Linked DNA regions of Homo sapiens: region 1 is linked to region 2. Evidence: read pairs that join two places in POLR2A ChIA-PET (ENCODE). Cell type or tissue: OCI-LY7. All regions are shown on one strand. Links, peaks and the distances in the headings refer to the core of each region. The heading gives the core; the rest is flanking DNA. Region 1 has its middle 5.9 kb from the start of CAMKK2. Region 2 overlaps KDM2B (lysine demethylase 2B).

Evidence for each region. Peaks named below come from ENCODE experiments on the same cell type or tissue, not always from the same donor. Only the 100,000 strongest peaks of a DNase experiment are listed, where the experiment ranks them.
Region 1: POLR2A ChIA-PET joins it to region 2 with 5 read pairs; 2 of 35 experiments call an interaction of 5 or more read pairs at or near these places.

The regions. Positions count from the first base shown.
Region 1 is chr12:121,299,343-121,305,820 of GRCh38, reverse strand. No RefSeq gene overlaps it. Among named protein-coding and RNA genes, the nearest start is that of CAMKK2, 5.9 kb to the right of the region's middle. In OCI-LY7, for the core only: no CTCF peak of the experiment used is centred there; no DNase peak of the experiment used is centred there.
Region 2 is chr12:121,529,648-121,532,147 of GRCh38, reverse strand. All of the region lies in intron 8 of KDM2B (lysine demethylase 2B), which reads left to right. Among named protein-coding and RNA genes, the nearest start is that of KDM2B-DT, 50 kb to the left of the region's middle. RefSeq lists an enhancer at 2,149-2,500. In OCI-LY7, for the core only: no CTCF peak of the experiment used is centred there; a DNase peak (open chromatin) is centred at 1,407; H3K4me3 peaks cover 591 bases; H3K27ac peaks cover 1,329 bases.

The sequences.
Region 1 (6,478 bases), core at 1,773-4,272, 230 kb after region 2:
CTCCAGCCTGGGGCGACACAGTGAGACCCTGTCTCAAAAAAAAAAAACATAAAATAATTTCAAACAGCAACGGCAGAGCCTTAAACCAATATAGGGCCCTTCTGAGCCCACAGCCCTGCACAGTTTGCACACCTGAAAAGCCAGCCTGCCCAAAGCGCCTCTCAGCTGATGGCAGCTTCACCCTAGCAGGGAGACAGGGCCTAAATCCAAAGCTAATAGAAGGGGTCTGGGGTCTCCTGCTATCTGTGACTTAGATTTGTTGATTGAGGGGCTTGTCTCCTCCCTGATAGCAGAGTGGGTTGAATGAAAAGTAGAGACATTTGTGACCCCAAAACTCAGAACTGTCGGGGTGACAGCTAACTGGCTTTTCTCCTGATAGAGCATTTGGTGGGGGGAAAAAAAGGAGTCAATAATTTCATAATGATGTGATGATGAGTGGTTTAAGGGTATAAGAATTGATCGTCTGGTTAAATGGGGAAAAGGTTAAATGAGGAGGGAATTGAAACTTTTTCTTTTTTTTTTTTTTTCTTGAGATGGAGTCTCGCTCTATTGCCCAGGCTGGAGTGCAATGGCGCAATCTCGGCTCACCGCAACCTCTGCCTCCCAGGTTCAAGCGATTCTCCTGCCTCAGCCTCCCAAGTAGCTGGGATTACAGGAACCCGCCACCATGCCCAGCTAATTTTTGTATTTTTAGTAGAGATAGGGGTTCACCATATTGGCCAGGCTGGTCTCGAACTCCTGACCTCATGATCCACCCGCCTCGGCCTCCCAAAGTGCTGGGATTACAGGCATGACCCACCGCACCTGGCCGGAATTGAAGCTTTTTAAGCAGCAGGCATTCGGGTCTATACCCGAGATCTTCAGGATGTATCCTCTAAGGGAGAGAAGGAAAAAGGTGTTCTGACCTGGTGGCACAGTGGGAACTCTACCCAGCAGCCGTGTGCCCTGTTTTAAGTTCTTAGCTATATTAACACGTTTAATCTTCACAGTAATTCCAAGAGTTAGCAATAGCATGAATTCCATTGAACAGGATAGGATGGAGGCATAAGGGGGTTAAGTTACTTGCTCAAGGCCACGCTGCTGATAGGTTCCAGGGCTGGGCCTACCCTTAGAATTTTCAAAAGTACTGTCCTGTTTTTGTGAACATTGTTTTTCAGTTTGTTGAACACATAAACGATAATATTAGTTGTTATTTACGTAGTGCCCAATGTGGGCCAGACACTGCTATGTACTTCCACACATACCATCTCTAATGCTTGTGAGCTAAACATCATCCCTGTTTTACAGGCAGGAAAGCGGGCCCTGGAGGTTGGGCCTGACCCAGCCCCGACCTTGGTGAGGACCAGAATCAGGATTCAGCCCCAGAAGTGATGGGCTCCACAGCCTAGGCTCTTTCTCACATCACCAGGCTGCCTTTGTATTCACCTCCATACTCTGAATATTTCTACTTGTTCAAAGTGTTTTAAATTTGGTCCTAATATTTTTGGGTGGTTACACTGGCTTTTTTTTTTCCTGTTTCTTTTTCTTTCTTTCTTTTTTTTTTTTTTGAGACCGAGTTTTGCTCTTGTTGGCCAGGCTGGAGTGCAGTGGCGTGATCTTGGTTCACTGCAACCTCTGCCTCCCGGGTTCAAGCGATTCTCCTGCCTCAGTCTCCCTGCCTCAGCCTAGGATTACAGGCATGCACCACCATGCCTGGCTAATTTTGTAGTTTTAGTAGAGACGGGGTTTTTCCATGTTGGTCAGGCTGGTCTAGAACTCCTGACCTCAGGTGATCTGCCCGCCTTGGCCTCCCAAAGTGCTGGGATTACAGGTGTGAGCCACCGCGCCCGGCCAGTTTTTTTCCTCGAAGATGTATGCTGAGACAAATGAAAAGCCTCCTCATCTGTGCCCCCATCACTTCTTCTATGATGTTGTTTATGTTTGGGACTAGTAATCTCACTGCCTGTTGAAGTGAAACTTCTCAAGATCTTCTTTCTGACAGCATTTTTCTTTTCTTTTTTAGAGATAGTTTCACTATGTTGCCCAGGCTGGCCTTGAAATCTGAGGCTCAAGTGATCCTCTTGCCTCAGCCTCCCAAGTAGCTGGGACTGCATGCGCGTGCCTCTGAGCCTGACTTGACAGCATTTTTTTCCTTTTCTTTCTTTCTTTTTTTTTTTTTCTGAGACGGAGTCTCGCTCTGTTGCCCAGGCTGGAGTGCAGTGACACGATCTCAGCTCACTGCAACCTCCTCCTCCCAGGTCCAAGCGATTCTCGTGCCTCAGCTTCCTGAGTAGCTGGGATAACAGGCACGTGCTAACATACCTGGCTAATTTTTGAATTTTTTAGCAGAGACAGGGTTTCACCATGTTGGCCAGGCTGGTCTCGGACTCCTGACCTCAAGTGATCCCCTGCCTTGGCCTCCCAAAGTGCTGGGATTACAGGCATGAGCCACCGTGCCCAGCCCCACAGCATTTTTCTTTCCTTTTTTTGAGACAGAGTCTGGCTCTGTCCCTCAGGCTAGAGTGCAGCGGCCCGATCTCGGCTCATTGCAACCTATGCCTCCTGGGTTCAAGTGATTCTCCTGACTCAGCCTCCTAAGTAGCTGGGATTACAGGTGCCTGCCACCACGCCTAGCTAGCGACAGCGTTTTTCTACTGTCCTGGTGAATGGGAAAAAAAAAAATTCAACAAGTGCTGTAAATCAAAGAAAATGACCCAGGCAAGTCTCAATCATTTTAGGAGGCTTACTTGCCAAAGTTAAGGAACTACCTGGGAGACAGGTGTATGCCTTTCTCCGAAAATGATTTTGAAGGCTTCAGTATTTAAAGGGGAAAGGGCAGGATATTGAGAAATACACAATTTTCATGTGAGAGTGGGTAGGGGAAAAATAGTCATTCATCCCTTTGCCTGGCTTGGTGAATCTGAAATTTTTTTTTTTTTTTTTTTTTTTTTTTTTTTTTGAGTCTCGCTGTCGCCCAGGCTGCAGTGCAGTGGCGCGATCTCGGGTCACTGCAGGCTCCGCCCCCTGGGGTTCACGCCATTCTCCTGCCTCAGCCTCCGGCGTAGCTGGGACTACAGGCGCCCGCCACCTCGCCCGGCTAATTTTTTGTATTTTTAGTAGAGATGGGGTCTCACTGTGTTAGCCAGGATGGTCTCGATCTCCTGATCTTGTGATCCGCCCACCTCGGCCTCCCAAAGTGCTGGGATTACAGGCGTGAGCCACCGCGCCGGGCCGAATCTGAATTTTTATATAAGATAACATAGAAGATAGGGCCAAGGAAGCAATCAGATACGCATTTGTCTCAGGTGAGTAGAGGGATGACTTTGAGTTCTGTCCTATGTCCCCCGCACCTGTGAAGATAAGCTATCCATTTACATTGCCTTGGAGAACTTCAACAGAACTGCTTTAGGGTAAAGATCTTGGGGGCCGCCAGGAATTTCCTTGTGGGCAAAATGTGAGGGAGGTGTGTCGCTTTTCATCTTTGTAGCCACCTTATTTAGGAACCAAAATGGGAGGCGGGTTTGCATGACCCAATTCCCAGCTTGACTTTTCCCTTTGGCTTAGTGAGTTTGGGGTCCCCAGATTTCTTTTCCTTTCCCAGTACATTGGTGTGATGAATCCTGCTGTCTGCATCTGGATGTTCAAGGTTTGGGAGGTGGAACATTCCAGTGAGCAACATGAGCGGCACACGGTTCAGAAAGGAAGGATGAAACCTCCGCAGGAAATTACAGTGCTGTCCTTGGGGGTGAGGTAATTTTACACTCTTGCTTCCAGCCCCTCCCTTGTACTGTTCAAGTTTTCTGTAAAAATATGATTCAGATGCTTTGTTTACTTATTTTCTTGGCAATCTGTTGTCAGGACAACAAGATCTGTTTGCCTAGAATAGAATTTTCTGGTGTTCTTGGAGGAGAAAAATCCAAAAAACAAAGCAAATTCTTACTTTCATATTTCTAAGAAGAAAACGGTTGCCTTAAGTGGGATTTTTTTTTTTTTGAGACAGAGTTTAGCTCTTGTCGTCCAGGCTGGAGTGCAATGGCGCGATCTCCGCTCACTGCAACCCCTGCCTCCTAGGTTCAAGCGATTCTCCTGCCTCAGCCTCCCAAGTAGCTGGGATTACAGGCATGCGCCACCATGCCTGGCTAATTTTGTATTTTTAGGAGAGACGGGGTTTCTCCATGTTGGTCAGGCTGGTCTCAAACTCCTGACCTCAGGTGATCCGCCCACCTCAGCCTCCCAAAGTGCTGGGATCACAGGCGTGAGCCACCGCGCCCGGCAGTGGGATGATTCTTAGAAGAATTGCAACTGTGAGACCAGGCAGCAAGAGCAAAACTCCGTCTCAAAAAAAAAAAAAAAAGAATTGCAACTGTGAGACCAGGCAGCAAGAGCAAAACTCCGTCTCAAAAAAAAAAAAAAAAAAGAATTGCAACTGTGAGACCAGGCAGCAAGAGCAAAACTCCGTCTCAAAAAAAAAAAAAAAGAATTGCAACTGTGAGACCAGGCAGCAAGAGCAAAACTCCGTCTCAAAAAAAAAAAAAAAAAGAATTGCAACTGTGAGACCAGGCAGCAAGAGCAAAACTCCGTCTCAAAAAAAAAAAAAAAGAATTGCAACTGTGAGACCAGGCAGCAAGAGCAAAACTCCGTCTCAAAAAAAAAAAAAAAAAAAGAATTGCAACTGTGAGACCAGGCAGCAAGAGCAAAACTCCGTCTCAAAAAAAAAAAAAAAAAGGAATTGCAACTGTGAGACCAGGCAGCAAGAGCAAACCTCCGTCTCAAAAAAAAAAAAAAAAAAAGAATTGCAACTGTGAGACCAGGCAGCAAGAGCAAAACTCCGTCTCAAAAAAAAAAAAAAAAAGAATTGCAACTGTGATGTTTCTGTCCTGTTCTAATTAACTTTAATAAGGAAAGCACATATATTGATGGGGGTTTTAGCTTTGTGCTAATTTTAATTAGTTAGCATCATTGAAGACTTATGTACCAAGCACAGAGCTAGTATCTTTACATACATACATCGTTAGATTTAAACCTCATGGGAAACCTGTGAGCTAGATACTATTATTATCCCCATTTGACAGCTGACGAAACCAAATTGGGAGAGATCAAGTCATTTGCCCAAGGCCACAGAGCTGGTAACTAGTGAAACTGGGATGTGAACAAAATCTATCTGACTTCAGGGTCATTGCTGTCACCCACAATGCGGAGAGTATACAAAGGTTTCAGATGTGGTACCTGCCTAGATGCCAGGAAGATATAGGTCTATTGGCAAGTCAAAACACAGAGTGAAAAAGGAAGGAATAAAGAAGGAAGGGAGGTGGCTGAGCATCAAATAAATGGTACAGTCCTTGCTTTAAGACATCAGAGAGAGGAGCGGGCAGGGAGGGCCTGGCTCACAGCATTTCAGGAAACTATCAGGAAAAGCAACTCTTGAGCTAGGGTTTGGATTTGTAGGGGCACTTCCCAACCTTTCTTACTTAATTGGCTTTTAAGTTTACACAGCTGTGTGTATATCTAAGTTTCTGCCTGTGTGAGCTACAGTGTTCTAATAAAACACAGGCAATTTAGTAACATGATGTAAACATACAGAATTGTTTAACAAGTACCAGGAAAAGACATCCAGTAACAGGAAAGGACACCCAAATCTATTTTGGTTACCTTAGTAAAGCAGGGTTGCCAAACTATTTATTGCCCATAAGCTAAATCTGTCATGCCACCTGTTTTTTATGGCCTGCTAAGAATGGTTTTTACGTTTTTCTTTTTTCTTTTTGTCAAGATGGGTCTTGCCATGTTGTCCAGGCTGGTCTCAAACTTCTAGGCTCAAGTGATCCTGCCCCCTCGGCCTCCCAGAGTGCTAAGATTGTAATCACGCGTGTAGGTGTAAGCCACCACACCTGGCCTTTCACATTTTTCAATGGTTAAATAAAAACCAAAACAGTAATATTTTGTGACTTATGAAAATCATATGAAATTCAGTTTTCAGTGTCTGTAAATAAAGTTTTATTGGAACACTGCCGCATGCATTCATTTACTATTTCCTGTGGCTGCTAGGATGGCAGGGTTGAGTAGCTGCATTACAGAGCCTATGGCTTGCAAAGCCTAAAATATTTACTATCTGGCCCTTTACAAAGTTTGCTGACCCTGCCTTAAAGTGCCCCAGATAATCTCCACCAGGCCTGATACATATTTTTTTTGGGGGGGGGGGGGGAAATATGAGAATATAGAAAAATACGGGACTATGCATCCCCCATTCAGAATTGACTATTGCTAACAGTTTGCCATTTGCCTCACAGCCATTTATAAGTACTAAAAGGAATAAAACTTTACAACATTCCTTATGCTCCCTGTCCCGTTCTGTGCTTTTTTCCTTCTTTGTGGCACACTGTCATGAATTTAATGTATATTCTTCTCTTTGACTTTAAAAATCTTGTATGTAAGCATGTGTCCATGAACAGTATCTACTGCATGGGATTTTAAGGTACACACAAATTGTACATCATGTTGTATT
Region 2 (2,500 bases), core at 1-2,500:
AGGAGTTGTGCTTTTTTTCTTTTTTTTTTGAGACAGTCTTGCTCTGTCACCCAGGCTAGGGTGCAGTGGCGTGATCTTGGCTCACTGCAACCTTCACCTCCCAGGTTCAAGCAGTTCTCATGTCAGCCTCCCAAGTCTCAGCCTCCCAAGTCTCAGCCTCCCAAGTAGCTGGGATTACAGACGTGCGCCAACATGCCCAGCTAATTTTTGTATTTTTAGTAGAGGTGGGGTTTTGCCATGTTGTCCCGGCTGGTCTCCAACTCCTGGCCTCAAGGGATTCTCCCTCCTTGGCCTCCCAAAGTGCTAGGATTACACATGTGAGCCACCGCACCTAGCCTGTAGGAAGGAGGTTTTGTTCCTCTTGGTCATTGTACTTTGGAGGTTAAATCAACCTGAAGTGGGGTGTGGGTGTGTCTGGAAACCACATCAGGTGAGATGTGTTTGAAGGAGGAATTGGGTTGCTTTACATGAGGAAGTGAAGGCATATGGTAACTGCAGTCAGCCAGGTGAAGGATTGTCTCCTGAAAGGAGTATAGCCGAGTGGTGTTGAAATAACTTGCTCTGTTAGGTAGTGAGCTCCCTGTCACTGGAGGCATACAAGTAGAAAGTAGATATGGATGACTCAAGGTGCTTGCAGACAATCTACAACTGGGTGGAAGCTTGGACCAGAGGATAGGAGTATCCTTTGAGGCCACCAAGATGTTTCTGAGAGTTGGGCTAGAAACTGGTCTTAGGTCTGGACATCAAGCACTAGTGGTGGTTGTAGTAGCAGTTCCTGCTATGGGGATGGGGCCTCCAACACCTGGGTGCTTCTAGAAAGTTGGGCAGAAACTGGAGACTTCCCTATTAGGGAGATTTGGCATTTGGAAGTAGCAGGGTTTAGTGCGGGGATGACTTTGTTACCATGGCCCCAGGTCTGTCCTCAGACCTGCTTGGCTCAGGGAAGGGACCGACCCCTGCTTGGGATGGAAGGGAACTGCACTTGGTGGTCAGCGTTTATAGGGGACACCCTGGCAGATGTGGAGTAGTGGAGACTCGGGAAGGAGGTGGCATCCTCCTTCTAAGCTGTGCTCAATCCACTCTGCAGGTGTTGCTGGATTGGCCCTGGATTCAAAGGATGACTGGAAGGCTCTTGGCCTTGCTGCTGACTCTGTGACGTTAGCTGGTCTCTTCCTCTCTCTGCACCTCAGCTCTCTCTACAATGGTGGTGGGGTGGAGCTGAACTCTGGGACCCTCAAGTTCCCTCCCAACCCCATCCTCTGAGCCTAACAGGCCTTAAGTCTCTCTGTCCAGGCCTTATGCAGAGCTGGGAGGTGGCTCATCACTTTTCCCCTGTGTGGGATGGTGTGGGTGTTGATGTTGGTGACTTAAGCAAGCTGGGGGAGGTCTTGAGAAGCCCTGGCAGCAGGGGTGTGGGCGTGGCTGTCTATTGAAGGCAGGAAGAGGAAATGTGCATTTGAGTTGCTGCAAGCAGGAGTCCAGTTAGGTCCTGGCAAAGACTTCTGGCCTGAAGGGTCATGCATTGAGATACCAGGATTTTTTCCCCTGGAGTTTTGGGAAGTAGAAAAGGGACAGTTGGAATTTGCCACCCTCTGAGATACAGGGGTGGGGTAGGGTGGGAGGGAGGGTGCAGCATAGTTCAGCGGTTCCCAGCCATTGATTTCATGGACCAGTGAAAAAAAACTTAGGAACAGATACAGAGTTGCCAACTTATAATTTTGCTAAAGATGGGTGTTAAGATCAACAAACCCCATGGTCTATTCTGACACTAAAAAAGTTACAAGTATAAAATGTCAGAATAAAGGATAGTACTTTAACTTTGATAGTTTTTCTCATTCTGTTTCCAACCAGTGAAAACTAAAGGACCAGAGACTGGGGTCCACTGACCTAGATTAGTATTTTTTTTTTTTTTTTTTTTTTGAGAGGGAGTCTTGCTCTGTTGCCCAGGCTGGAGTGCAGTGGCGCAATCTCGGCTCACTGCAAGCTCCGCCTCCCGGGTTCACACCATTCTCCTGCCTCAGCTTCCCGAATAGCTGGGACCACAGGCACCCGCCACCATGCCTGGCTAATTTTTTGTGTTTTTAGTAGAGACACGTTTTCACTGTGTTAGCCAGGATGGTCTTGATCTCCTGACCTCATGATCTGCCCACCTTGGCCTCCCAAAGTGCTGGGATTACAGGCGTGAGCCACTGCGCCTGCTCTTCTTTTTTTTTTTTTTTGAGACAGAGTCTTGCTCTGTCGCCAGGCTGGAGCATGGTGGTGCAATCTTGGCTCACTGCAACCTCCGCCTCCCGGGTTCAAGCGATTCTCCTGCCTCAGCCTCCCTAGTAGCTGAGATTACAGGTACACGCCACCATGCCCGGCTAATTTTTGTATTTTTAGTAGCAACGGGGTTTTGCCATGTTGTCCAGGCAGGTCTCGAACTCCTAGGGTCAAGTGATCCACCCGCCTCGGCCTCCCAAAATGCTGGGATTACAGACATGAGCCACCGCGCCCAGCC